7 separate regions of the Homo sapiens genome follow, and all the other regions are linked to region 6. The links are chromatin loops, found by intact Hi-C in ENCODE. Cell type or tissue: PC-3. All regions are shown on one strand.

Region 1 (4,000 bases), 470 kb before region 6:
AAGCCAAATGTCCATTAACAGAAGACTGGAGAAAATAATTTATATTCACAAAAAGATTATGTAATAATAAAAGCCAGTTACTATAACTACATGCAACTACATAGATGAAAGAAAAATAATGGTAGATGAAAGAAACATAATGGTAAGTGAAGAAAACAAGTCACAAAAGAAAGTATATCTTGTGATACAATTTTTTAAAACTAAAAAAAGAGAGATGGAATGGCAAAACAAAGCAACATATTTTTTCAGGGCTGCAAACATTGTGATTTTTTTTTAAAGAGGAAGGGAATTGTATAAATAATCTATTATTAAAATAATACTGCAAACCACCACCCCAAAACTCAGGAGCTTACAGAAAGTAACGTGTATTATATTATCGATCTGGCTTCCAAGTCAGCTGTGTCTGTCTGATCTTGCCAGTGCTTGGCTGATCTTGGCTGGGCTCTCTGTAGCTTCCGTGAAGCTACAGGCTGGCTGGGTGGTTCTGCTAATCTTGGCTGACACATGCTTATGGCTTGGCTGTTGGCTGATTAAGGATGGCCATGATTTAGGGTGACACAACTCTGCTCCACGTATCTGTCACCATCCAGCTGTCTAACCTGGCCAAGTTCTCAGGTCAGGGCCCAGAGGGAAAGAACAAATAAGGCTGATTCTGCCAGGGGGCACACAAGAACATGCGTGTGCTTTCCAAAGCTCTACTTGCATCTGATTTGCTTACAGCCCACTGGCAAAATCAAGTCACCCTATCAAGCCTGGAATCAGGGGGAGGGGTCCCCATAATGGTATAGAGCAAAGGACATTTGGGAGGCCAATAATTAGGGCTATTAATGCTATCAATCCACTGTGGGAATATATGATCATGACAACCCTTATCAGGGAGGCAGGGGGTGAACTAGAGAAGAACACACAGTTACTGGCAGGTTGTTGGTAATATTTTAATATTTTAATTCTTAAGCAAGGCAGAAGTTAGAGGTTTCACTTTGCAAATTATACTGTATAACTTACATACACATTACATATATTTTTGTATAAGCACAAAATCCTATATGTTTTTTAATTGGACAAAAAAAATTCCAAAACAAAGCAACAACCTTTCAAATGTAAGGAAAACAAAGAAAAGCTGAAGGGCTAATTTGGGAAGTCCAGTGGCAAATTGGGCCTTTGGATTCCATTTCCAGGTTCTGCAAAATAGGATATTAATTGTCTCCTTTTAATAGAAGATTGTGACTTTGACAAAGAAATCACTTATTAAAAGAAGTTGAAGGGCAGGTTTGCCAACTAGGGAGAATGATTCTCTCTTCTAGAGACCTCAGATCAAATTTCAACAATGTAGAAAAGCCACGTTTATTCTGCTCTACTTTCCTGTCTTTTATTGTTTGTTTTATTCCTGGAACAAAGACCACAGCTTGTCTTCGAAAGACTTCCATGTGAGTTTGAAAGGGTGTAGAATTTGGAACATGCTCTAGCTCAGATAAAACTCCTGATTTTTTTTTTTTTTTTTTTCAAAGCGCTCCTCAATCAGACCCAGATCTCAGACCTCCGGGGTTTGATTCATTCATCTCTAGCTAAGACTATGTTTTCTAGCCTCTCTCCAGAAGACTGGGAGATTCACTTTAAAAAGACGCTGCTGCTGCTGCTTTTTTTTCATCACAAAAGAATTAATGTTTTCACAGCCCTTTGAAGACGTGGTGTCACGCATGTGCTGTTATTAATAATAAAATACAGATCTGTTTCACACCATCTGAAAAACAGGGTTTTGCCACCATGAAAGAGCTTTTATTTCTACCAGGTCTTCATGATGCGTAGCCCAGATCCAGCTCAGCCTCAGACTGGGGAACCATGTCCCAGAAAATGGGTAAAGAGAGGAAACAGCTGGAGAGAAACAAAACAATGCACAACACCCAATACGTTAAAAAATAAAAATTCAAAGGAGGCTTTAATCACCATTGGAGATCATTTCCCCTGACTGCAAGCATTTTAGATAGAACTGGATTCAGCACCTGCTAAAGATGGGGCCTGGTGAGTGGATCCTGGATTCTTTATGGATTCTGAAGAAGGTAAACATCCCCAGGTTCATGAGCCTGTTCAGACAGGAAAGACAGTACTGATTGCAATCTGCTGTTAGTGTTTCCTTTTATATTTGTTCAGTGCTTTGAGTCATTCTTTCTCCTTTTCTTCTCTGAAACTACTAACATTGCTCCTCCAGTAGCCTTTTGCATTTACAAGCTACCTTGTCATGCCTTGGTTTTTGGGGAAGAGGAGATAGATGTAAAGTGAGGCTACTGTAAACAACAGTTCAATAGAGGCTTCAGAACAGGGTCCATTTAGGGAGGTGAGTGCAAACATTCCATGAAATAAAAAGAACCGCTTCTGTGAGCTCAACTCACAACAGGCACAGCCACTGGCAATAGCAGCCTGAGAAGGAGCAAATTTGAGAGCTGGGTCTGTTATTCTTATTTTTGTAAATCTTTGCACCTGTCTTTGGTGGCAAGATTCTCAACTCATTTCCCTTGTTTCTGTTCCTCCTCCTCCCTGCACTCCATGCCTCTCTGGGGTTCTGCTTGTTTTGGAACTAGTGATTCAAAATGGACTCCAACATTGTTTCTGAATCACAAAGCGTTTGCAGAAGAGGGAAGTATTTCTTGCTCCATTCCAAGCCCCAACACAGAAGGTGTTGTATGGAAAAGGGAGCTGAAGGGAGAAGAAAAAGAGGAGGAAAAAAAAAGAGGCAAAAGTAAAAAACTCAAGGAAATCAAGACCATGCTGTGCAAAATTGTTACAGCTGTTTCTGTTTTTATTGGCTGTTTCTTTTGGCTTCATTTTTCCAGCAACTGCAGTTCATGTGAGCAGGAAGGCATACAGCATGGCCGAGCTCCACGGTGGGCGGAGGGGAGGACAGAAAAGGGACTGAGAAAAGGATGGAAGGGGCTGGGTGTGGAGGTTATGAATTGTGGCACAGTGCTTAGAGGGGACACACATCAAAGCATTTCTTTTTTTGATAGTTTTGTGGAAGCCTTAGCAATAGAATTTAGAGGCATTTACTGGAAAGCTCCTAAAAGCATCCCATCTCCATGGCTGGATCAGATAGGTGGTCTGTTTAAGGCAGTATACTATCCTTGAAATGATGCTCTGATATCTGTGAGGAAATAATGTGTCAAGACACATCCCTTCCCCTTTCCCTCCTGGATAGTGATTCACCTAGACCAGTGCACAGGGCAGAACATACGGGAAGTGCATATTTTCCCTGGGGGACTCTATTTCTCATGGTTACAAATGGAATGAGTTATATGCCTGCTCAGTGACCCTATGAAGATATTGGCAGCTGGGATACAGCACCTCAGGGCTTGGAGCGAGTTGCTCACCCACCTTGATCCCCCTGCAAAGCAGCTGGAAGGTGAGCCAGAGACAGGCACATGAAAAAAGCTCACAATGAGTCTCTGTCTCTTTCTTAAAGCTTCCTATTAAATATGTGATTTAAATGACATTTTTAAGGTTTATAAGACTGCTTACATTGGAATTCTTGAATGTGATAGTATTTTTAACTGCACTGGCCCTAACACACACACACACGCGCACACACACACACACACACACACACGTTCGCACTGACTCTCACTCTTTTTTTTCTTTTTGAGACGGAGTCTCACTCTGTCACCCAGGCTGGAGTGCAGTGGCATGATCTCGGCTCACTGCAACCTCCACCTCCCGGGTTCAAGCAATTCTCTGCCTCAGCCTCCCGAGTAGCTAGGATTACAGGTACCCGCCACCAGGTAATAATTTTTTGTATTTATAGTAGAGACAGGGTGTCACCATTTTGGCCAGGCTGTTTTTGAACTCCTGACATCGTGATCCACCCGCCTTGGCCTCCCAAAGTGCTGGGATTACAGACTCTCACTCTTAATCAAATTAATTTTCCAAACTCTAAGGAAACATCTTTCTAAAAGTGAAAATTGTGTTCCAAATGAGGGCAAGTGGGTAAGAGAACTGGAAGTTAGAAGAT
Region 2 (4,000 bases), 590 kb after region 6:
TATAATAAGACACACCTGTAATATAAGTTAAAACATTTATAATAAGATATACATTACAAGGACCTTTTGACATTACAAAGAAAGAAAAGGTACATATTAGTGATAATTTTAACAAGTGGATGTATAAACCATATATTTTCTCACATATGCTAATTACTGTACTATGAATAGCCAATGACTGATTGCAAAATATTTTGCAGATGTCAAATCTGTGCAAATACTTATCATCCTAAGTATTTCAAAAATGATAGTCAAAGGCATAGACAGAAAAAAGAGAAACACTCCAATTATGATTAATAAATGAACAAAGGAAATACATTACCTATGAAACACTAAAAGCAAATGTGTTTTTTATTACATCTAATGAGACTATGACTGATAATATAGGAATCTAATATGGCAAGCTGCCTTTAATTCACAAACAAACAGGGGAGTCATGCTGTTTATTAAAATGCTATCTGTGAGGAAAGCCAAGCTGGTAAATGTATGTCATGCCAAAAATGACACTGTTTTGAAATTTATGAAGTATCTGTAAAATGTATGGAGTGGTGTTTTAAAAGAAAAAACTACATTGTCTATAAAAATATTACTACTTTTGATCATCTCTTTGATATGTTCAGGTGTGTTAGGTTAATCCAGCTTTAAAATTAGGTAAAGGAAAGAAGAAACTTCTTTATTGAGCACTCTGGATGCCAAATGTTATCAATAGGTGACCTATCCCCCCCCCCCCCCAATCTATTTATTCATCTATCTATCTTGTATTTATCTACCTTCTCATGTCTGTGAGGCAGGTATTATTCCCCACTATTAAAGATGAAGACACAGCAGCGATGGCCCATAAAACCTTGTCTAATGTCACCAGAGCAAACTGGGAGCTTGGACTCAGACCTGCTGGTTTCCAGCCTAGGTAACTTCTTCTGTGATGACAGCTTTGTTTGCAGTGATGACCACATTGCATCATGATGGTCTTTTTGGCTGCTACCCTCTCCAACGGATTATAGGTTCTTAGTTGCAGGGGTAGTCACATAATAATTATGATATCCACATCCACCAGCAACATGGCTGGCACATAGCAGGCCCTCAGCAAATACATGTTTAATTGAACTGAAAACATGTTGCCTGCACTGGTTTCACAGCATTATAAATCCAGATATTTCAACAGTCTACATCTTGCAAAATACAGTGAAATGGAGACAAGGACTGGTGTGAACTAACCTAAATGCTATGTGGTGGCCAATTCTTTACCAGCATCCTCATTATTAAGTTAAACATCACCTGACATCAACTCAATTCACATGAGAACAAGGGGAACTTTCACCCATTACTTTTTTTATTTTGGCAAGTGTGGTTTCCATGTCCTTTTTTTCCACCCAAATATTTATTTCCCCAACACTAGGAAAATTGTATTTCTCCTGTTTCCAAACAATAGTAGTCACTGGTTCAGCTTGTTACAATTTTATATCTTCACAATGTGCTAGTATGCCTGAAATTCACACAAAGTAAATAAATTCTATTAGCACGAGGTAGTTATTTTTATCATCCCGGTCATACATGTAAGGAAATGTTACAATTCACAGTGAATGTTGCTGGCATGCAGACAGAGACCACAGGAAACAGAGATATATTTAAACTGACAGGGGCTTTATGCCTTAAGCTTTATCAGGACATACAGGGGAAAGTCCCCTTTTTAACTAGAGTTCATTGCCCTGACTTGTACAAAAAATTATTTTCCCTGTAGCTACCCCTGCAGGCCAGTAAAGTAAAAATTTAGCTCAAGTAAAAATCATCACCAAGGCCTCCCTAGGACCTTCCAGTCTGTAATTTTTTGTTCCCACTGGCCACCAGCCTACTGCTGGATACCATACCAATCAGAGCAACAGAAGGACACTGGAGAGGGAATAAATGCATTTTCTCCTTTTCCCCTTAACGAACAACCCCTCTCTTTTAACATAAGGTGAGGATATTAAGCTGATAGTTTTCACATTTACCAATCATCAAAAAAAATTAAAATTCCACTGTGTCTGTTGGGATTGAAGCTAGAAAATGACTTTATTGGCCAGGTGCAGTGGCTCATGCCTGTAATCCCAGCACTTTGAGAGGCTGGAGGATCACTTGAGGCCAAGTTTGAGGCCAGCTGGCCAACATGGTGAAACCCCATCTCTACCAAAAAATACAAAAATTAGCTGAGAGTGGTGGCACACGCCTGTAGTCCCAGCTACTTGGGAGGCTGAGGAAATAGAATCACTTGAACCCAGGAGACGGAGGTTGCAGTGAGCTGAGACGGTACCACTGCACTCCAAGCCTGGGCAACAGAGCAAGACCTGAAAAAAAAAAAAAGAATGAAAGAAAGAGAGAGAGAGGGAGAGAGGGAGGGAGGGAGGGAGGGAGCGAGGGAAGAAAGGAAGGGGGAAAAAAAGAAAAGAAAAAGAAAAAAGAAAAGAGGACTTTATTTCTAAAGTAAGTAAACAGCCCTGAACAGGAGATGGCAAACTATGGCTTCAGGCCAAATCTAGCCCTCCACCTCCTTTTGTATGTTTCACAGACTAGGTTTTTTGTTGTTGTTGTTTGTTTCTTTTTTAAAGGATGAAGAAGGTATGAGCTGTTAAGGCGTTTACATGATCACATTTAATCTGGCTGTAATCTAAGGCCTTGACTCTTGACCAGGGAACGGAAATTTTTTTTTTTCTGTAAAGGGCCAGATATAAAATATTTTCAGTTTTTTAAACTATACACATTTGCATATTTTTCTCCCGCCCCCAAACCCTTAAATAATGCAAAAAAAAAAAAAAAATTGCTGGGGGCTATACAATATCAGAAAAACGTCTGTGGGCCAGATTTGGCCAGCAGGCAGGTTTTTGCTGGTCCCTGGCCTAAGGAATGGTTGACCTCAAGATAGAATAGAAACTGAATCACCACATGGAGGAAAGCTCCCCACCAACCAAGGATTCTTCACATCAGCAGCCTCTGCCATGGACCATTGTGTGACTGAGAAATAAACATCTTCTGTATTTGAGCCAGGATGTATGTTTAGGTCTAGGTGTTACAGAAGCTAGGTTAACCTAACTAATACAGAGAAGATAGCTAAGGCAGGGCATCCGAAAAGATGACAGGTAAACACAAATCTGAAGGAGAAAGCCAGGCAGATGTTTGGGAGAAGAGAATTACAAGCAGAGGCCCCAGAGTCAGGAGCACATCTCTAGTGTTTGAGGAACAGAGAGAAGCGAGTGAGTCTGGATTAGAATGCTCAGGAAGAAGGCTATGGGGATTTGAGTTTACAGAAGAAAGAGGCAACTAAATTTTGTAGAACCTCACAGATTATGGCTTGGTTTTATTTAGAGGGAAACGGGAAGCTTCTAGAAGGTTCTGAGTTGAGTAGTGACATGACAATGCTGTGGTAACAATGGTTTCACTCTGACTGCCTTACTGAAGATGCATAAAGGGGATCTCTGGTGGAATTGGGAGACCAGTTAGGAGACTACTGCAATCATTCAAGAGAAAGATGATGGAGACTGGGAATAAAATTGCAGCAATGGAGAAGGTAAAGCCCACAGGACGTGCTGAAGATGGGGTGTGGCATAAGAGAAAAAGAGAGAACTTCAAGATGACGTCATTTTTCTTGTCCTGGGTAAAGTTGATATTTACTGAATTGAAAACGAATAGAGAAAGAGGAGGTTTGGGAAGTATAAGGTGCTCAGTTTTCTGTATGTTAAGTGTGAGATGTCTGTTAGAAATCAAAAGGAGGTCACATTAGCAGTTGGATATGCAAGTCTAGGATTCAAGGGAGAGGCTAATGGGATTCCTGTCTAATATATGTTCTTTTCTGCACTACTCCTATGACAATTTTTATTGCATTGGTCTATATATTTGTTGCATTATTTTCCTCTCCTAGTTTGCTTACTCACTGAAGAAAGAACCAATTATTAAAAACAATTTTGTATACTGTATGGCACACAGTACAGGTAATAAATGTTTAAAAAAATAAATTAATAAGTGTATTTAG
Region 3 (4,000 bases), 380 kb before region 6:
GAAGGTCTCCATTGTCTTCCCCTTGGCCTTCTCCCCTGAAGCAGGTCACAAGGCCCTCATTGCAGAGGTGCCCTCCCTATACCTGGAGGAAAGGAACACACGTATCTCTGAAGATTCAGGGACACAGAGAAGAATCTGTGTCTTCTTTGAGGAAGACATTCATAGATTCTGTCTTCTGTGATTGAAGGCAGAATCCGTGTCTGTCTTCTTCAAACAGGCCTTGCTAGGTACCCCCAGTTATTACCAATAGACCCCCATATTTGTCCAGTCATGCTTTTCCATGACTGTCCACTTTATCAAACCTAGCATAAAAATACATAGATTTTCCTGCTTTTTTTTTTTTTTTGGCTGGCAGGGTGAGGGCTACTTTCCTTTTGAAGGCCCCTGTGTCACATAAAACTTATATTAAATAAATTTGTATGTTCTTCTCTTGCTAACCTGTCTTTTGTTATAGCTGCCTCAGCTGTGAGCCTACAAATAGGTGAGGAAAGAAATCTTTTTCCTCCCACAAGTGCTTTAGAATATTGAACCCAATTTCCTCTCAAAAATCTGATATACCTTGGTTATTTTTGATTGTCATTATTTTTATTGTCATTTAAGAATATAAGATTGGGGTAGATTAGTTGTATTAATGACTCCAATTCTTCACCCCTCCCTGTGGCCATGCTTTGGGCTATGTGACTTGGCAGTTCTCACTACAAGGGTGGAGGCTATTTCCCTATCCTTGAATCTGAGCTGGGCTTGCAACTTGCTTTGGCTAATGAGACTTACTTAGCAGACACAGCACAAGCAGAGCTGGAAAACACCCTGTGTATTTCTGCTGGCCTCTTGCTCCTCTGAAATTGTCAGGAGAACATGCCCAGGCTAGCCTGCTGGAAGGCAAGCCACGTGGGGGAAAGTCAGATCATCTCAGTTGTCCTGACTGATGCCATCCTCATTACCAGCAGAGGGGTGAACTACAGACATGCTAGTGAACCCAGCTAAGACCAGAACTGTCTGGCCAACCCTGTCTGAGCCCACCAAAATCGCTGACCTGGAGGCTTGTCAGCAAAGTGCTTATTGTTTTAAACCATTGAGTTTTGGGGTGATTTGTTATGCAGCATTGTTGTGGCAATAGAAAACTGATACAAGGCTAAGTTCTAATTTTTTTTGTTTGTTTTTTGTTTTTTGGGTTTTTTTCTTTGGGACAGGATCTTGCTCTGTTGCCTGGGCTGGAGTGTGGTTGTGTGATCTCAACTCACTACAACCTCCACTTCCCAGGCTTAAGCGATTCTCCCACCTCCCAGTTAGGTGGGCGTGGTGGCATGTGCTTGTAGTCCCAGCTACTAGTAGCACACACCACCACGCCTAGCTAATTTTTGTATTTTTTGTAGAGATGGGGTCTTGCCATGTTGCTCAGGTGGGTCTCAAACTCCTGGGCTCAAGTGATCTTCCCACCTTGGCCTCCCAAAGTGCTGGGATTACAGGCGTAAGCCACCATGCCTGGCCTAAATTCTTCTTTGTAGCTTTGTGATTTCTTCATAATTTTCTTCAGTTATACGTATTTGTATGTCTAATGGAAGCCAATGGGAAAATTGTAAAACACCGGGATGCAGTGGCTTCCAGCACTTTGGGAGGCCCAAGAGGGCAGATTACAAGGTCAGAAGTTTGAGGCCAGTCTGGCCAATATGGTGAAACCCCGTCTCTACTAAAAATACAAAAATTAGCCAGGTGTGGTGGTGGGCATCTGTAGTCCCAGCTACTTGGGAGGTTGAGACAGGAGAGTCGCTTGAACCTGGGAGGCGGAGGTTGCAGTGAGCCAAGATTGCACCACTGCACTCCAGCCTGAGCAACATGGTGAGACTCCATCTCAAAAAAAAAAAAAAATTGTAAAACAGATGTTTGGATATTAGTAACTTTTCAAGAGACTTTATATTCCATGAAATGTGATATACCTAGTGTTGAACACTGGACGTTTCAGGGGAAAAAACTTCCGCTTTTCCCCATAAATATGAGAAAATACATAGTTTGTTCCAATGATTTCTTTTGTTTACCTGTGAAGAAATTGAGATGACCACATGACTATGTTCTAGAAATGAAAATGCCATATGGGGAGAGCACAACCATTTGCTTTTTAATGACAGGTGCATAAAACTATGCTGGTTCGAAACATTATTGCATATAAACCCATGTTACTTTTGTTAGTTATAAAGAAGGTTTCTCATAGTCCTACTCTTTTAGAAAGGTATCTGCCTTCTTAAGCATGGAAACATGACTGCAGTGCCAAGTTTGACAGCTGATTCTGTATAACCACTTAATTCCACATCCTTGGAAGGAAGTGACTCTAAAAACAAACAAATGGACACGCTCTGAGTTATACAAGTAAGCGTGGCATACATAACCAGCAAAATCACCATTGTTTGAGTATTACTTACATCTTTAACTAGTTTATATTAAAGACAGTTGTGAGTTTATTAAGAGAACATTAGGTTTAATTGGGATTTTTTTTTCTAGCTACTCACATGGCCTTCTCTCTGCCATGAGTCCTAGAAGATGGGAAAACTGCCTAAGCAGTAAAGCCCTCCAGCTCTCAGGGAAAAGGTAGCAGAAGGAGAATATAGGGGAAGGAGGCCATGGGATATGTGAGAGTTCCTGGCTGACTTTGAGGGTTGCTTTATTTTAACACAGCCCATGCTATGTAGGTCATGGCAATTGAATATATAAAGGTGGCCTGCTTCTCCGAGGAGTGATTCCCTTTATCCCGCACACCATCTCTGTGGGATATACATCAATTTACAGTGTCTTTAGTAGTTAGTCAAAGATTCATCTTCATCTTTCGGTAATGTTGAAGCGATTGTTTCATAGACTATGCCTATGAGAGAACAGCATACAACATTTAAGATGATTCCTTCAAAGAAATTTTACTGGCTTGAGAAAAGTTTTATTATATCCATGAACAAGGCCAATTAATGGTATTATCATGATTATATTGCATTTGCATTTATTTATTTGTCCTATGAGAAAGATCAGAGACATGTATACCAGAGTGGTTTTCTCTGTGTGGCAGGTTTATCACTGTTTCATTAATCTTTTGTGTAACGTTTTGAATTTTCCAATTTGGGAAAGTAAATATATAAGAATATATTATTAGAAAAATCAAAATATTAATTAAAATATTCTGGTTTAAGGTACACTTTGAGGACAAGGAATGTGTCTTATTTATTTCTAAATTCCTAACACTTCAGTACTCGGTGCTTGGGAGGTGGTAGGGGAAAAAATGTCAAAAAACCACATTTGATGAATGAGTGACTGAAGTCGGATTCAGCAGGTTGAATAGGGCCTCAGTTGATGAGACAGAACACCAGTGTTATCTTAAGGTGCAGTTATTAAAAAGCAGGAAATATTTTTTAATAGTTACTGTCATTCTTATTCTAAAATAAATAGCTACCTAGGAAACACTTTCATCAGACAGTTGATAACCATTGGATTGTCTCTTGCTCTTTTTAAAAAATTTGTATGACAAGCATAATTATTTCTGAATCCAGCATTTTCCTGTCATACTCTAATAAGTATACAATATAAGAGGGACTGTGAATAACCCAAAGAGAACCAAGGAAGCATTTATTCCTATTTTGATGAAAATTTCATTCCTTTCCTACAAGAAGTGTTCCTTGATTACTGCAATGACTTTTCTACTTAACTGTCTTCACTACCTATTGTCATTCAGCCAAACAATATGCCAAAATCATACTTTGTTTTCCATCTGTTCACTTTGGTGTGGTTCCCCCAGGCAGGAGTCATGGCATAGAACTTTATTTTTCTATCATAAAGTGGAAGCTCGTCTGTGGACTAACATGCATGCAGTGGCTTTGCTATGCATAGAGCATTCATGTGAGCGTTTTGCATGTGTTGGCTCATACCATTCTCTCAACAGCCACAGGAAGCATGTGATTCTTCTTCCTGTTTTCCAGATGAGAAAGCTGGACAGAGAGGTTAAGGATCTTGCCAAGGTCACATAGCT
Region 4 (4,000 bases), 590 kb before region 6:
GCAGAGTTAGTTTTGGAGTTTCTTTCCTTTCTCATAGGCCTTACAATATTTATTTAACATTTGAGATAACCTGAATGTATCTATTCTTGCAACCTGAGCATCCAGGATAACTCAGGCAATAACTTGTAAGAGAACAACACTCTTATTTTTTTAAAAAAGATGAATGGTTTAATCAGATAGATGATCACAGAAAGGTTTAAGTTAAAAGCAGATCCTAATTGCAATCTCCTTATTATTTACATGGATGTTTATTCTACTTATCCATTTACCAGCTGGAATTCTTAGACTCGGCCCCAGTGGAAAGGGCAAACTCTGATTGGAATATGAACACATTTCATGGCTACAGTAATATTTTTTACTGTACAATGGAGATACTCAAGGTATTCATTAGTTAGCCACATTTCTATAAAAGCCTCAGAATTAACCTCACAATATTGCTACAATATTGCTACATGGAAAAAGCTTGAAAGGCAGCTTGATCTTTTGGGAGGGGACATAAGCAATCTGGAGTTAAGGCATCTATAATTTTTTTAAGTCCCATAGGGGATTCTAATATACTCCCAGTGGTGAGAAACACAAGTTTAGATTGGTAGAATAAAACAATGTCTTTCAATATTTTTTCCCAATAATTATTCTAGCTATATGGTAGGTTTTCTTGCTCTAAGTTGATGTATGATATTAAAAGCATATTTGAAAGAATAAATGATTTTGCATAGTGATATGGTTTGGCTCTGTGTCCCCACCCAAATATCATCTTGAATTTTACTACCATAATTCCCATGTGTTGTGAGAGGGACCTGGTGGGAGAAAATTGAATCATGGAGGCAGTTCCCCCATACTGTTCTCCTCATAGTGAATAAGTCTCATGAGATCTGATGGTTTGATATGGTGAAACCCGTTTTGCTTGGCTCTCATTCTCTTCTCTTGTCTGCCACCATGTGAGATGTGCCTTTCAACTTCCACCATGATTGTGAGGTCTCCCAAGGCACGTAACTGTAAGTCCAATAAACCTCTTTCTTTTGTAAATTGCCCAGTATCAGATATGTCTTTATCAGCAGCATGAAAATGGACTAATATGCATTGTTTTAAATTAAATTTGTATGAATAGCATGGCATTTGCTTGGCATAGAGTAGAAAACCACATAAAAGAATATAGCATGTTTTATGGGATATCAGCATATGGGGCATGCCAAGTTGAATTTCAGACCGGAGTTAAGTCAAGAGGAAGATGGCAGTGTAACTGTCTCAGACTGTTATATGCCAGAGACTACACTCCTGAGTTTCATAGTCAGTTGTTGCAGCACAACTGCTATGGTTTAAATGTCCCCTCCAAAACTCATGTTGGAATTTAATCCCCAATGTGGCAGTATTGAGAAGTGGAGTCCTTAAGAGATGATTGGGTCATGAGGGCAGGATTAATCCATTCATAGATTAATAAGCTAATGGATTAGTGGGTTATCATGGGAATGGGACTGGTGGCTTTGTAAGAGAGGAAGAGAAATCTGACCTAGCACACTCAGCCTCCTCATCATGTGATGCCCTGAATCAACTTGGGAATCTGCAGAGAGTCCCCACCAGCAAGAAGGCCCTCATCAAATGTAGTCCCTTAACCTTGGACTTCTCAGCCTCCATAATTTAAGAAATAAATTCCCTTTCTTTATAAATTACCTAGTTTCAAGTATTCTGTTATAAGCAACAGAAAACGGACTGAGATAACTACTTAAGAAACATCCTCATTAAATTGCATGAAGGGAGTTTGCAAGTGGTGGCTTGGAGCACTGCTAGCTGACAGGCACAGAAGTCATGCTTATTGTAACACAATTCTGCTGGGCAGGAAGGAGGACAACCCAAGCCATCTGCTGCACATCACGATGAGGGGAATGACCAAACGCTAGTTGAACAGATGAAATAACTGAGAGGCAGCCAAGCTGTCTGGTGGTACAAGACTGGTGAGTAACAAGAGCAAACAAATCTTCCTAGACATGGAATAGACAAGAAGAGGAGTGATGACTCACTGAAATAGAGGCTGTGGTTTGATTCTCCATACTTGGGAAAGATCAGGCTGTGCTAACCTGCTTTCAGATTCAGAGAGGTGCAGCAAACTTGCATGGGGTAGGGCTGAGAGTCCTGGTGAGGAGCGTACTGACATAAGGGACCTGAACACTTCCTGAAAAGTGGCACATTCCAAGGGACTGAGAGAATCCAGGATTTGGAAACATAGGGTTTTCTCTGCATTTGCCATTACCTGGTGATAATGACCCGAGGGTGGGTTTTCACATCAAGTCAGATGAGTGGTGTCTTTTGGAAAAAGAACAGCCAAGATCTGGAGGAGCTAGAGCTTCCAAAGAGGCACAAGGGGGAACGGTGCCAAGAGTGTGAGTCTGAGATTTCTCACACAGATTCTGGGGCCACCTATTTTCTTAACACCGTCTGTTTTGTTTATGTTCCTCTACTGCTTTCCACTGATGCTTCTTTCTTACAGAGGAAAAATGCAAAATCCTGTGTCAGTGTATTTTACTTAAATGATAAGTGATTCAGATGGGCTGTGTGATGTTACTCATTTCAATATTAATGGCATCAGAGTGATTCAATAGATAATATTTTCCTAACTTATCTGAAATAGTTATTTGGAATTGTTCGCACAGTTATTTTATCAAGATTTTCTATTTATGGCGTAAAACATAAGGCAAGTAAGATAAATCATTTCATATTGATGAGGAAAATAAGAAAAAGGCTCTGTAGTTTTATTTTCTTCCCTTGGACTTTAACACTTTCAATGAAAAGACCTCAAGGCATATGCTTCTTTGAGATAAAATACATTTTGCATCACTGTCTTTCCTCTCACATCATGGGTCTCTGCCTTCACCCTCTCAGATGGTGGCTCAGAGGCATGTCTTATCTCTTCCAAACATGCATCATGCCATGTTATATTTCTTAAATGAATGAAAACCTTGTTTAAACAGGGGAGCAATATAATGATCACCTCACCTGTTTAAATGACTGTATGAGTATGCTTTGGTCATCATCATTAAAAATGTGTTTACTTGGCAAGTTCTACTGCTTTATGAATTACTCTACAATAATTCTCCCATAATAGTTATTAGTCAATGAAAATGTAGTTTAGTGACTATTTCATGTATTTTAAAATTCAAGGCAACAGTTTAATAAAATGAAAAAGGAATGGGTTTTGGAGTTAGAGCTTAGTTCTGATTCTAGGTTTTCTATTTACTTCTTGTGTGACCTTGGGCAAGATATATGACCTCAGATATGAAGAACTCAGATGCCTCATTTATGAAATGAGAATAAAACCTACTTTGTTGGGTCACAATGAGAAAAAGGCACTAGGTTAAAATACCTGGCAGGGTTCTGGCACAGAGTAGACGACATAAAAATAATTTTTTGCTTCTTTTAGACTTTTCGTTTTCCTATTTTAAATCTTCTACTTCAGAATTCGCCGGAGATGTTTTATTTTATTAGATTTAAAGTTGACTTTGTTCGCATTTTGCAAGAATAAGTCAAATTTGCGTTTTCTTAAGATACAAGATACCAGACATTGAGAATGCAACCATGGAGCTGGTGAGTCAGGGCAAGTTTTGGCTCTGGTGATATTTCTCTTGCCTTTTTGATCATTTAACATCTTTCCATTTTAATTTCAAATTCTCCAAATGTTAGCAAAACTAGCACTTTCCAGTTCTTTACAAAACCGTTTAGAATTTATATTCTAGAGAGGACTAAATGGGTGGCAACATTTTGAATACTTGCAAAAACAGTTTGACAAGTTCAGTTTAAAGAAAAGGGACACGAGTAATGGGCATGCAAACAAACTTATGGGTACAAATTCAAGCTGCTTGCCTTTTTTTCCAGAATGACTGGTTTGCAGTTTTAAAAGACCCAAACAAAGAACCCTTTCTATAGAGAATAATAACTTACAATATCACTGTGGTCGGCAGGTCAGCTGGGGAAGGGGCTAGGTAACAGAGAACATGTTACTGGGCTTCGT
Region 5 (4,000 bases), 360 kb before region 6:
AAAAGGAATGAAGTACTGATACATGCTACAACATGAATGAACCTTGAATACATTATGCAAAGTAAAAGAAGCCAGGCACAAAAGGATACATATTGTATGATTCCATTAGTATGAAATGTTCAGAATAGACAAATCTAGAGACAGAAAGTAGATAAATGGTTGGCAGAGGCTGTGGGGAGGGAGGCAATAGGGATTGGCTGCTAATGAGGATGGGTTTTTTTTTGGTAAGACAACTACTATTAGGTCCCTGCTCCAGTCTTTGTCTCAGAACCAAGTTTTGGTATCAAGACAACCAGAAAGAAATATCATCCTTCTGTGGCCTCACGCAGTGAAACTTCTGCGAGTGACAAACTTTCCCAAAGAACCCACGGTAGTCTTTGCATCTATATACTTATACTAAAGTTTCCCAAATAATTAATAAGCATTTCTCACCCACAGGTTACTCATCTTAGGGCTTAATTTGTAAAGCTTCTTGAAAGCTTTGGTATCCAAAGTGTGGCTCTAGGCCTACACGGCCACTGCTTAGAAGCATGTTACAAATGTAAATTCTGGGGCCTCACTTAGGCCTATTGAATTAGAGTCTGCATTTTAACAAGGTCCTTAGGTGATTCCTGAGCATCATGAAGTATGAGAAGCTCTGCTTTAAAGAACAGACATGCCTACACTGCCAGAATGTGATTCAAAGACCAAAATCCCACCTCTGCCAAATATTGGCCATGTAAATGTGAGCAAGTCGTATAGAGACTGTGAGCTTCAGTTTCTGCATCTGTAAAAGAGATCACATAACCAACAGCACAGGGTTGTTGAAGGATGATAGTAGAACCCATGAAAAGTATTTGAAATGGTGCTGGGTATACGTTGTCAAAGCAAGGCTGACCCTGTGTGGACGTGACTTTTGATGTCAGGATGAACTCCAGAGCAAGGGCAACCTCGTCTTTTTGGTCCTGCCCTGGGACTTCCCCAGGCCAGAGTGGCATGGGTGGCAGTGGAAGTGGGAGGTGAGGCGGTCATGCATTTGTGGTGGCCAGGGGCCTGGAAAATCTGATGTCAAGGAATGTCCCAGAAGCAGGAGGAAGGTTGACAGGGCTCAGGGAGAGACCCGCTTCCTTTAGCTTTATCAGTATATTCACACACAAGGATTTTTGCACATCTAGCCTCAAACCAAGGGACAGTCCAATGAGAGAATTGAAAAGGGGAAATGTAAGTCAGCAATAAAGGACTTAAAACATAAGAGAGAGAACTAAGAAGGTAGGAAAAAAGGAGTGATAACCACACCCAGACTCTAAAAGAGCTCTGAGGATAATCAGTTTAGCCCGCAGCAGAACCTATTGTACAGGCAGATCTTCCCGGTCTCTGCCCCTGTGGGGTTTGCAGGTGAATGCATTGATAGAGGGGGAATTTTCCTATTGCCACTAACAGGCTCAGGACACATTTTCAGAATGCATTATAAAAACAGCACTTCCTCAGCGTCCCTCACTGTGGTCACACTTCCTGATCAACATGGATTTTGTTATAATAGTTTCTCTCTGTTGACAGAAATGTAGCTGGCAAACTCAGGCAGCCTGCAGCTGGATCCTGAGCCAAAACAAACACACCCTTTGGCTCCTCCTAGCTCCAGATGATTGTAGTTTTTGACTAGGTGCCCTGGCAGCCTCCATGGCTATCATTGTTATTATTTCAACTTATTGTAAACTTTCTAAAATAATTCGAGTAAAGATATATATTCCATGATAGGACAAGGGTCAGCTAAGTTCACTGTAAGAGGAGAAAACACAGAGCGAGGTGTAAAGCTGCCTGGGGCAGTGTTCTTTAGAAATAGAGATTCATGACCTTCTAGATCCCCTTTCCAGTGTCCTGTTGCCTGAACTGTTTTTCACATTATAGGGGCGACATGATACACTGAGTGTAAAATATGCCAACATGATCTAGAATCTACTGGTTATTTTTGCACCTGGTTTTAATTCTGGCCACCAGAAAGTAAAATAAAATAAATAGGATCTTCAGTTTCATTTTTTAAAATTTATATTATTTCTTTTTTTCATATTTCTATTTCTATCTCTACTTTCGTTTTGACATTTCTATGTATTAGATATTACCATGAACTCCTGAAATTGTGGCAAATTGAGTGGGTAGTAGAGTTAAAGTCTCTCTCTGCCTTTTTCCAATCTGCTCTCATTTTCACTTATTTATGTGCTTCTTCCCCCTGTCTCTGACACACGCCAGTGCCTCCCAGACTCCTAAGCAGGTGTGTATGTGCTGGAAACTTCCACCAGGGCTTCCCCATTGTGTCCTAAATCCCACTTTCCGCCGCGCTGCTTCCTCACCCTCTCTGTCTGTTTCCTGCATCTATTTCTGTAACTTTCATTAAACACTTGTTGTCTGCCTTGGGTTGTTAAGATGCTGGCTTCTCTGACCAAAAGGTGTTGTCACTTTTAAATCTTCCTTGTTTGCATCCTCATTTGTCCTGGCAATGTTATTTTGCACTAAAGAGACTGTGAAGATGAGTTTATAGAATTCCTTAATTCCATGATATCTTGCTCTGGGCCACTAAAAGGGGGATGAAAGAATGTGATAATACATCTTTATTATTTTCCAAATGCTAAAAGAGGTAACCAAGCTCATGATATTTCATAGAAATCCTCTACTGAAGTAAACGGAGACAGTGCCACGCAAACCGACAATTAGTTCCCAAAGACCTGAGTCCTCAAGTTGGCTTGTCTTCCTTTTACTCTATGTCTTAAGTTTGTGGTACATATACACCATAGAATACTATGCAGCCGTAAAAAAAATGAGATCATATCCTTTCCAGGAACATGGATGGAGCTGGTAGCCATTATTCTTAGCAAACTAATGCAGGAGCCAAAAACAAAACACTGCACGTTCTCACTTATAAGTGGGAGCTAAATGATGAGAACATATGGACACATAGAGGGGAAAAACACACACTGGGGCTTACTAGAGGGTGGAAGATGGGAGGAGGGAGAAGATCAGGAAAAACAACAAATGGTTACTAGGCTTAATACCTGGGTGACAAAATAATCTGTACAACAAACCCCCATGGCACAAGCTTATCTATATAACAAACCTGAACATGTGCCCCTGAACTTAAAATAAAAGTTAAAGTTAAAAAATGAGCTAATTTAAATAAGCAACAATTATGTCATTTTGCCCCTCATGACCTATGGCTTTTGTCAACATCGTCAGGATATATGTCAGGTTTTTCCTTCAGTCAAAAGACAAAATTACAGCACATTTACTTGAACAATCTATTTTTTCATTATATTTTAAGTTTTCGGGTACATGTGCAGAACGTGCAGTTTTGTTTCGTAGGTATACACATGCCATGGTGGTTTGCTGCACCCATCAACCTGTCATCTACATTAGGTATTTCTCCTAATGCTGTCCCTCCCCTACCCCCAACCCCCCTACAGGCCCCGGAGTGTTATGTTCCCCTCCCTGTGTCCATGTGTTCTCATTGGTGAACAATCTATTTGGCTTGTAGTTGTGATTCTAAGATTGGGCAACATTGGCCAGGCGCGGTGGCTCACGCCTGTAATCCCAGCACTTTGGGAGGCTGAGGCGGGCGCATCATGAGGTCAGGAGATCCAGACAATCCTGGCTAACACGGTGAAACCCCGTCTCTACTAAAAATACAAAAAATTAGCCAGGCGTGGTGGCGGGCGCCTGTAGTCCCAGCTACTCGGGAGGCTGAGGCAGGAGAATGGCATGAAGCCCAGAGGCGGAGCTTGCAGTGAGCCGAGATTGCGCCACTGCACTCCAGCCTGGGCGACAGAGCGAGACTCCGTCTCAAATTAAAAAAAAAAAAAAATTGGGCAACACCTCATTCTACAAAACAGAATTCTATACAATAGAGAGTGTGTTGCAATGAGCTGAGCAGAGGAGAGTGGCTTTCAGTTAGAAAAAGGTTGAAGAAGGCAGAGACAAAGAATGAAAAGTGGATTGATCATTCCAGAATGACTTTCTTTATAGGTTTCAGCAG
Region 6 (4,000 bases):
TGCAAAAGGTAACAGTGTCATGTTACACTCCCACAATCCTTTTAGGAGCATTCAATATAGAATTATTATAAGTTGTAGATAACTTTTGGAGCAGTGTTAGACCCACGGCCTACCTATATGAGAATGTCCTTCCCTTTTGATGGAGGTTTGTTTCCAGGACTTGTATCCGTACCATGTGACTCCACTCCTGACCACAGTGCATTGGATCAGCTGGGCAAATAAGATTCTCCCTCTAGGAATTTTGGCATATAGATATAGCAACCCCAGTAAGTTTAGACTATTACCAGAGATGATGAAAATTGTCATATCTTAGTACAAAATGGTGTCATTCTTCAGAGAAAAATTATTCAGACCTAAAGATGAGAGAGCCTGAGCAAGTTAAGGAGAAGGAGGAAGAAAGAAAGAGAGAGACAGAAACAGGGACAGAGACTGAGGATGAATATTATGAGAGAGAGCCTAGATTACTAGTCGCTTTCCATTTCCTGGTTCTAAACCCACTGCTGAAATATGTTTAGCTTCTGGATTCACCCAGAATAAAAGTGCAAATGAATTGCACATTCAAAGCTCCCTCTTATGGACCAGTTCTGGCTAATATTAAATTACATCTTTAATGGGCCTTCCTCCTTCAACCCTACATTCCCAACATTCATAATTTTTTCCTCTGCTTTAGTAATTTTTCAACAAGTCATTTCCTACTTATCTGTAAAGATCTGGATCAAATATCACCTCCTCTGTGAAGTTTTATCAAATTCTGTTAGGCAAAGTTAGTCATTGCTGCACCTGTGTTTTCACAGTACTTTCCACATTCCCGAATTATAACTATTTGCTTATGAAACTCCCATCCATCAAACTAGAAGGACTTGTGGGTTCTTGAATCTCCAGCATCTAGCAGTTTCTGGCACACAGTGGGCTCTCAATAAATGTTTATTAAGTGAATGAATCGATGCAGCAATTACTTCCTCTATGATGTTTTAAAACAACAAGACACTCCCAAAATCCTGTGTCTGTCCTCAATCTTTTGAAGGGAACTTTCCCTTTATAAGCAACTATTAGCTTTCTTGCTCTCCATCCATACTTCTCTTGAGGCAGGCTCATTCTAGAACACTTACTATTCTATAACTCATATATTTTTCATAAGAAGTGACTCAATCCTGCTTATAGCTAGGGTTCATTAGCAAATGAGGCTTTCACACTGCAAATATCACTCCTAGAGTGAGTTTACACTTAGAGAAGACATACAGAAAAATTAATTGAAGAGCTTCAGAAATTACTATAATTTGGATTTATTCACAGGAGTTAGCCTACTTTACTGTTCAACGTAGAAAGATATGTTAGTTATACCATGAAACATCAAACTGATTTGAAGAAAAGTATAAATTATAATACAGAATTTTTTAAAGGCCTAAATAAGCCTATAGCATATCAGAGCAGCAAGTGAAACGACTCAGATATCCTAAGTCTCAGCAATGCTCTTTATCACTTTGGAATCCAAATTTCCAGTTTCACTATTGTGATTTCAGAGGGTAGCTACATAACTAAAACTCATATGCAGCACATGTAGCTACAGGGCTTCTGCTGTCTTCTTGTTTCAAAGAGGCATGAGCTGTTGGCTCACCAGATTTTTAAATATCTATTGAGGGAAACAGAGAAACAAAGCAAAGGGATTTTTTTTAACTGCATGTATATGTGTGTCTGTCTGTTTCTCTACTGTGTGGGTGTGTGTATGTATGCAAAATTATATGACATTATATACAAGTATATATCCACAATAATATATATGTATGTGTATGTATATGTGTATATGTATATAAGTCTGAAAGTGTTTTTTTTTATTTTTTCCTCCAACCCTTCATAAGGTGAAGTTTCATCAAATCACATCATGTGACTCTCCAGGAACCTCACTGAACGGGTCTGACTCATCGTCTGGGAATTTTAAATAGGCATGTGCTTCCATGAGAGTTAATACTTAAAAATACACGTACACACAAACTGGCAGTGAAAGAGAGAAAAAAAAAAACAAAACAAGTGAAACTTTTGCTTGGCACAAACGCTCAGGTCAGACACTGGCCACTCAATATTTCACAGTTAATTACCAGGTGGAGTTACCTTTAGAGTGAAGGTGGTGGCTCCGTGCTCAGGGGGCAGAGGCAGTAAATCTATATTTATATCATTAAGTCAGCCAGGTTGGATTAAGCAGTGAAAGGGACTGCCCCTGAAATCGCTGACCCTGATTCCCCTCTGTGATATAAAATTTTCCTGAGAACCGAGGGCTGTGTCTGCCCACTAGTGGTCAGGTGGCAGAGCTGGTGGGACCCAGACATTCCCTAGAGGATTTTATGCCAAGTTCTATCTGGATCAGTTGGGAATTGGCCCTGGCCACCCAGTCTGCTTTTTAAAAAGCATTTCGAGATCTATCAACTCAGCCCCATGAGATAAGTCAGTAAGAATAACACAGGCTATGTCAATCTTGAGGGAAGGTTTCTGTTTGCGATAGTTACCTTAAACTCTTATTAATGACGAGTAACTGCACTAGGAACTAACATTTCTAATCTATTACCAAAAGATCACCTGAGTCAGTAACACTCAGTAAAGACTAATCACTTTTTTCTTTCTCTTCCCAGACCTTCATAGAATACCACAACGACGTTTTTCTATTTGAAAACTACGAAATGTTCTTCCATTGTTAAAAGAATTAATTTGGAAAACTTTAAGTTAGAATTAAAAGTCTTTTACTCAATTGGCCCCAAACTATAATTTCCTCTTTATCTTTATTAAGTTCCTAAATGAAATCTGTATTCTAGCTAAACTCAAACACTATTGTTAGCTGACTTTTCAGTTTTTCCTCCATGCTTTACTCATGACTGCCTACTTGAAGCACTCACCATGTTCTAATACCTACCCACCTACCTACTTACCTATACAAATATTACCCTTGATTCAAAGCCAAATCCTACATCATCAAACTCTGAAATGCCTGAGATTAGCATGTACTAAGTATATGAAACTTCCTATAGCCTCCTTTCATTGCCATATTTGTATCTCAAGCAATAACTTAGATATATGTCATCTCTACAGGAATTATGTCATATACTCCTTTTAACCCTTATAATGTCCGGTAAAGTTTTTTGTTGTTGTTGTTGTTTTTATTTGTTTCTGGTTTTTACCTTGGAAAAGGGTGTCCACAAATATTTGTTGAAAGTAAAACACAGAGATAAATCTGTGATTAAATTTATCAGTCAAGACTCAAATCCAACACAGTTTTATTGTGGTCCAACGTAATAGCACCAATAACAAAGCTACCCCTCCATGGGTTTAGTTTTCTCTATAACTCCTAGGAACATTAATCTTGCATTGTGGGTAGAAAAAGGCTGTTGGGTGGCGTATTGACTCCCTGATAAAGTATAAATTTTCTTCAACCTTCACATGAGTGTTAGACTTCATGATATGCAGATTTTCTCAATTTTAGCACATTTTAAAATAAAAACTGTTTGTATGAAATACCATTGGAAAACTTAAATAAGTTTTAAGGAAATTCAAATCCATGAGCTCATCCTTTTCTTTCACCACTTCTTTGTCCAGTGACATTAGGAACAACCAGACCATCTCATTATATTCACTAGTTTTCAAAAAATGTTCAGTAGCATCATACATAAAGTTACTGAGTTCCTTGATTCTTTTAAGTGAGTGATTAAGAAGATCCAAAGCAGATATTTTGTGTATCTCTGTTACCAATTCATGCTATGGACTATCAATTCTCTCCTTACTACTGAAAATAGAGACATGAGCATCTTTAAATGTAAACATATTAGACAGCCAATTCTGGAAACGCTAGAACCAATTCCGAAAATGATTCCTGAAATTCTCTTCCTCTAGAATCACTCTTGGTATTAAAATGTCTGTATTTGTTAGGGTTCTCCAGAGAAACAGCCAATAGGAGATATATATGTGTGTGTGTGTGTGTGTGTGTGTGTGTGTGTGTGTGTGTGTGACAGAGAGAGAG
Region 7 (4,000 bases), 59 kb after region 6:
AATTGCAAATGGTTATCAACAGCATAAATCTCACATTAGTATGCTAGCTTCAGTGAGATTTGTTTGTACTTCCCACCTTTAATACTACGGATGGTTTAATACTGAATAATCTTTATATTTCAATACTTTCAGCTGCTTTTTACCTTTTTAGGTTTTCTTATCCAAAGTTTTCCCTGCAGCTTTGTAAGCATAATAAATCTATCGGCCTCCAAAGCCCACCTGACTTGAGACGTGATGGAGTTGGTAGGTTCACCAATTGAGTATAAGACTAAAGATTTCTTTCCTTATTCCTTTTCCAACTTTCTCCCATTGACTAATGTAATTTATATGCATGTGTATTCTGTGAGCATATTCAAACCTGAAATTTATGCTTTTGAAAAAATATAGCAATGATCAGGTTTACCTCTCTGATAACTAAATATATACTCATAATCATCAAACATTGCTAGCTCAATCTGTGCTACGCATATTCCTCCTATTAGGAAGACGTGCAGATGTTTTTGGTTATTAATCAGATACTAGATAAACAAAAAATTATTAGGAGATAGAAAATCAATTAAGTGAAAAGGAGAGTGACATCTATGCCTATGAAAGCAAGTCAGAGTTTCCTTATATGAACATAATAAATACCTAAAATTTTATCTCAACAGTTCTTTTTACCAGTTTTGAAAAAAATCCCAGCAAAATAAGTATATTGCTTAAAAATTTCATTATAAAGACACTGATAAAGGCTTACAAAAATTAAGTATACAGCATATTTTCAAATTAATCTTAACTTATATTAATCTGTTTATGTTTTTATAGAGCATTTTTCTAAGATAGTATGTGTATTAGAGAGAGAGAGAGAGAGAGAGAGTGTGTGTGTGTGTGTGTGTGTGTGTGTGTGTGTATAGTATGTGCTTCAGTAAGAAAAGACAGATGCAAATGTTAGTAGTGTGGTCCAAAACAACAATGTCCAATAATAAGGGATAATTAAGATGACTATTTTTGTTGGGGAAAAAATAATGCAGACATGGTCATCTTACTTGTTATTTATTATTAGATACTGAAGAATGTTTGACTAAACTTGCAAATGAGGGTACTTTGATGGAGTAGACATTTCAACTCACGTTCTTTTTTTTTTTTTTTTTTTGAGACGGAGTCTCGCTCTGTCGCCCAGGCTGGAGTGCAGTGGCGTGATCTCGGCTCACTGCAAGCTCCGCCTCCCTGGTTCACGCCATTCTCCTGCCTCAGCCTCCCGAGTAGCTGGGACTACAGGCGCCTGCCACCACACCCAGCTAATTTTTTTTTTTTGTATTTTTAGTAGAGACAGGGTTTCACCATGTTAGCCAGTATGGTCTCGATCTCCTGACCTCATGATCCTCCTGTCTCAGCCTCCCAAAGTGCTCGGATTACAGGCGTGAGCCACCGCGCCCAGCCTCAACTCACATTTTTAAAAATCTTTTCAAACTACATTGCTTTTGTTGAATAAAGATGTTCAAAACATGTAGGATGGCTTAGTAAAATAGACGTTAATAGAAATGGTCATAAAAGAAAGGTATAAAAAATACACTGCTTTTTTAGCAACCACATAGATCTTTAGCGGATATTTAATTCGTATTTTGGGATAATCTTTACATGAAACAATGATACTCTTTCACAATCTCCACGTCTAATTATAGTACACCTACTTAGATTTTGAATTTGGCAAATATGTCATATTTTGTTGTAAAGCATGCCTTCCTCGATTCTTTTATTTGCTAAGGGTTGGTTCTACTTTTAACAGTAGTTCCCAAGGCTGACTGCATATTAACATCACCCGAGAAGCGTTTACACAAAACGAATGTTTGCACTCCTACACAGAGCTATTGATTCAGAATATCTGAGGGGTGAAACATGGGAATTAGCATTTGAATTAATAATACACACTTTAACTGAAGTAGAATATGCATACAGAAGAATGCAGCCATCTTACATGTGCAGTTTAAGGAATTGTCACAAAGTGAACACACCTGTGTAATCACCACTCAGATTAATAGTATATCACCAGCACGCTAGGAATCCCATTCATTTCCTTTTGCAAATAGCCATTAGTACCTTTGAAAAGTCCCTCAGGGGTTTCTAACATATAGTTAACAATGAGAACCACCGTATTACATGCTAATTGTCTTGTATACCAATCTCTCTATTTTGATGGAGTTGTGAAGAAGAGGAAATAAATCAAACACATACTCTGTGTTGGTGGTTCCACAAGCATTATCTTATTTTATCTTTAAAACAACCATTTAGAATAGTTAGCATTACATCCCTTCAGATAAATGAGGAAGCAGAGGCTGAAAGAAATGACTAATTTGTGAAAGTGGTACCATTGAAATGAGAACACTGGAATGCAAATCCAGGCCAGCTTAGTGGTTAAAAGATCAAAGTGGATCAGGCTGACTTAGGTTTGAATACCAGCTCCACCACTTCCTAAATGTGGGACTTCGCGTCGATGGATTCAGTTTTATTATTAATGAAATGGAGATCATAATGCATTCTAACTCATCTAATTGCCATAAGGATTACATGTAAAGGACTTCAGTGCCTTATAACTATTATTATGGCTAGCATTAGTCTTTTATCTTATATCTGATTCCAGACTTAACTTTTCCCACTGCCTCAAATGGCTTCTTGTAAAAAGCCAAAGTGAAGAAGCCCCGTTTGCAACTTCTTGCCATATCTCTTGGTAATTGGTTGACTTAATTTCTTTGAGGACCATCAGAAGATTGAGTCATATGGAATGGGAGCCAGAGAAAAAGATGATCACAATGTATACACTAATAAAACTAATGTGTCTCCAAATTGCAAAAACACAGGAAAAATGGAATACCTATTATGCCCTTGCCAGATTAACAATTAGGTCCACTGATTTAAATTTAGAAGGACATCATTTGAAGAGATGTCCAGGTATTAAAGAAAAGTATGTTAAAATATTAATTATAAATGAAACTTATCATGCTGCTTTATAAGTTTACATTTCTCTCCTTTAATGGAATGTAGATAGAAATATAAAAATATATGTGAGTGTATATGTATATGTATATACACATATCTTCATAAATAGGTAAACTTATAAATAGGTAAGGGAACCAGGTTAATTAAAATAAATCAAGGGGATTGCCTCTCCTTGTCCCTTGAGACTGAGCTAACCAGTCTACAGGAGCTTTAAAAAGTCAAGTGATACTTAGGTGAGGAAAATAACATTATGTCACTGTTGTCCTTTCAGGTTAGCAAACAAAAGCTGGATACCGCAAATTACATAAGTTTCAGCCAGATATCTTTGCCTGACTAAATTACAATGTTAGGGAATTTCCACTACAGTCCTGGGATGTGCCCTGCCAATACCCTGCTTCCTAATTAGACCTGTTACCTCACTTGACCTACTCTTCCTGCTACTCATATAATTCTATTTAAAAAAAAAAGAAGAAAAAGAAAAGAAATAAATGAGAGTGATTAATGATCTCGTTGGACATGTATTTACCCTTCTACTTTGCAATGTGGGGAGGCAAAGATTAACAGCCTCCTTTAAGATTTCTCCAGCTAGATCAGTCTTGTGCTCTAGGAATTTCATAATTAAAACAATATATTTGTGGAAAGAGCTGTGACTAAGAATCAGCAGAGCTGTTTCACACCTGACTCTGACAGTTAAGTCTGTCAGGTCCTCTGGGTTTCGGCTGCCTCATGTGTAACAATGTTTCTGTTACCTCAGTTTCTCTGTGTGATTTGACTTTGGAAGGTTGAGGACAATATCTAAGAGATGCCACAGGGTTTTGTTCTGTTTATTTGCGGTGGTGTTTGCTTGTCTGTCTTTAAAGCTTTAGGTTTATGTCTATGTTAAAACTGGAATTTCCCAAACAAGCAAGGCAGAGAATGGCCAAATAATCACAAACTCATTGTAATCTTATGGTATCAGTACATCTTAAGGATATCCACTCACATACAGCTATTAGCAAGTTTCAATTCTGATTAAATTCCTCTTAAT

What was found. Peaks named below come from ENCODE experiments on the same cell type or tissue, not always from the same donor. Only the 100,000 strongest peaks of a DNase experiment are listed, where the experiment ranks them.
Region 1: it touches region 6 in a loop (17-fold over the local background); 3 of 110 quality-filtered maps call a loop at or near these places.
Region 2: it touches region 6 in a loop (4-fold over the local background); 5 of 110 quality-filtered maps call a loop at or near these places.
Region 3: a loop joins it to region 6, with 6 times the contacts of the local background. A loop is called at or near these places in 2 of 110 quality-filtered maps.
Region 4: it touches region 6 in a loop (5-fold over the local background); 5 of 110 quality-filtered maps call a loop at or near these places.
Region 5: a loop joins it to region 6, with 4 times the contacts of the local background. A loop is called at or near these places in 4 of 110 quality-filtered maps.
Region 7: a loop joins it to region 6, with 2.2 times the contacts of the local background. A loop is called at or near these places in 13 of 110 quality-filtered maps.

What each region holds. Positions count from the first base shown.
Region 1 is chr6:22,361,251-22,365,250 of GRCh38, forward strand. It overlaps a transcript of LOC105374971 not described here. Among named protein-coding and RNA genes, the nearest start is that of PRL, 66 kb to the left of the region's middle. In PC-3, no CTCF peak of the experiment used is centred here; DNase peaks (open chromatin) are centred at 1,311, 2,231 and 3,271; H3K4me3 peaks cover 1,124 bases; H3K27ac peaks cover 3,600 bases.
Region 2 is chr6:23,412,625-23,416,624 of GRCh38, forward strand. All of the region lies in intron 4 of LOC105374976 (a long non-coding RNA gene), which reads right to left. It overlaps LOC105374975 (a long non-coding RNA gene), which reads left to right and starts at 3,451. Exons shown (of 3, transcript XR_001744048.2): 1 at 3,451-3,538. RefSeq lists an enhancer at 1,621-1,850. In PC-3, a CTCF peak has its summit at 1,749 (motif pointing left); a DNase peak (open chromatin) is centred at 1,667; H3K27ac peaks cover 948 bases.
Region 3 is chr6:22,442,238-22,446,237 of GRCh38, forward strand. All of the region lies in intron 4 of LOC105374971 (a long non-coding RNA gene), which reads left to right. Among named protein-coding and RNA genes, the nearest start is that of HDGFL1, 130 kb to the right of the region's middle. RefSeq lists enhancers at 1-576, 360-860, 861-1,361. In PC-3, no CTCF peak of the experiment used is centred here; a DNase peak (open chromatin) is centred at 2,304; H3K27ac peaks cover 814 bases.
Region 4 is chr6:22,234,869-22,238,868 of GRCh38, forward strand. No RefSeq gene overlaps it. Among named protein-coding and RNA genes, the nearest start is that of PRL, 60 kb to the right of the region's middle. In PC-3, no CTCF peak of the experiment used is centred here; a DNase peak (open chromatin) is centred at 2,073; H3K4me3 peaks cover 529 bases; H3K27ac peaks cover 2,561 bases.
Region 5 is chr6:22,469,676-22,473,675 of GRCh38, forward strand. All of the region lies in intron 4 of LOC105374971 (a long non-coding RNA gene), which reads left to right. Among named protein-coding and RNA genes, the nearest start is that of HDGFL1, 98 kb to the right of the region's middle. In PC-3, a CTCF peak has its summit at 1,619; a DNase peak (open chromatin) is centred at 1,546; H3K4me3 peaks cover 263 bases; H3K27ac peaks cover 459 bases.
Region 6 is chr6:22,826,356-22,830,355 of GRCh38, forward strand. No RefSeq gene overlaps it. Among named protein-coding and RNA genes, the nearest start is that of LINC03005, 110 kb to the left of the region's middle. In PC-3, CTCF peaks have their summits at 2,291 (motif pointing left) and 2,490; DNase peaks (open chromatin) are centred at 826, 1,916 and 2,246; H3K4me3 peaks cover 952 bases; H3K27ac peaks cover 2,969 bases.
Region 7 is chr6:22,885,026-22,889,025 of GRCh38, forward strand. No RefSeq gene overlaps it. Among named protein-coding and RNA genes, the nearest start is that of LINC03005, 170 kb to the left of the region's middle. In PC-3, no CTCF peak of the experiment used is centred here; no DNase peak of the experiment used is centred here; H3K27ac peaks cover 2,245 bases.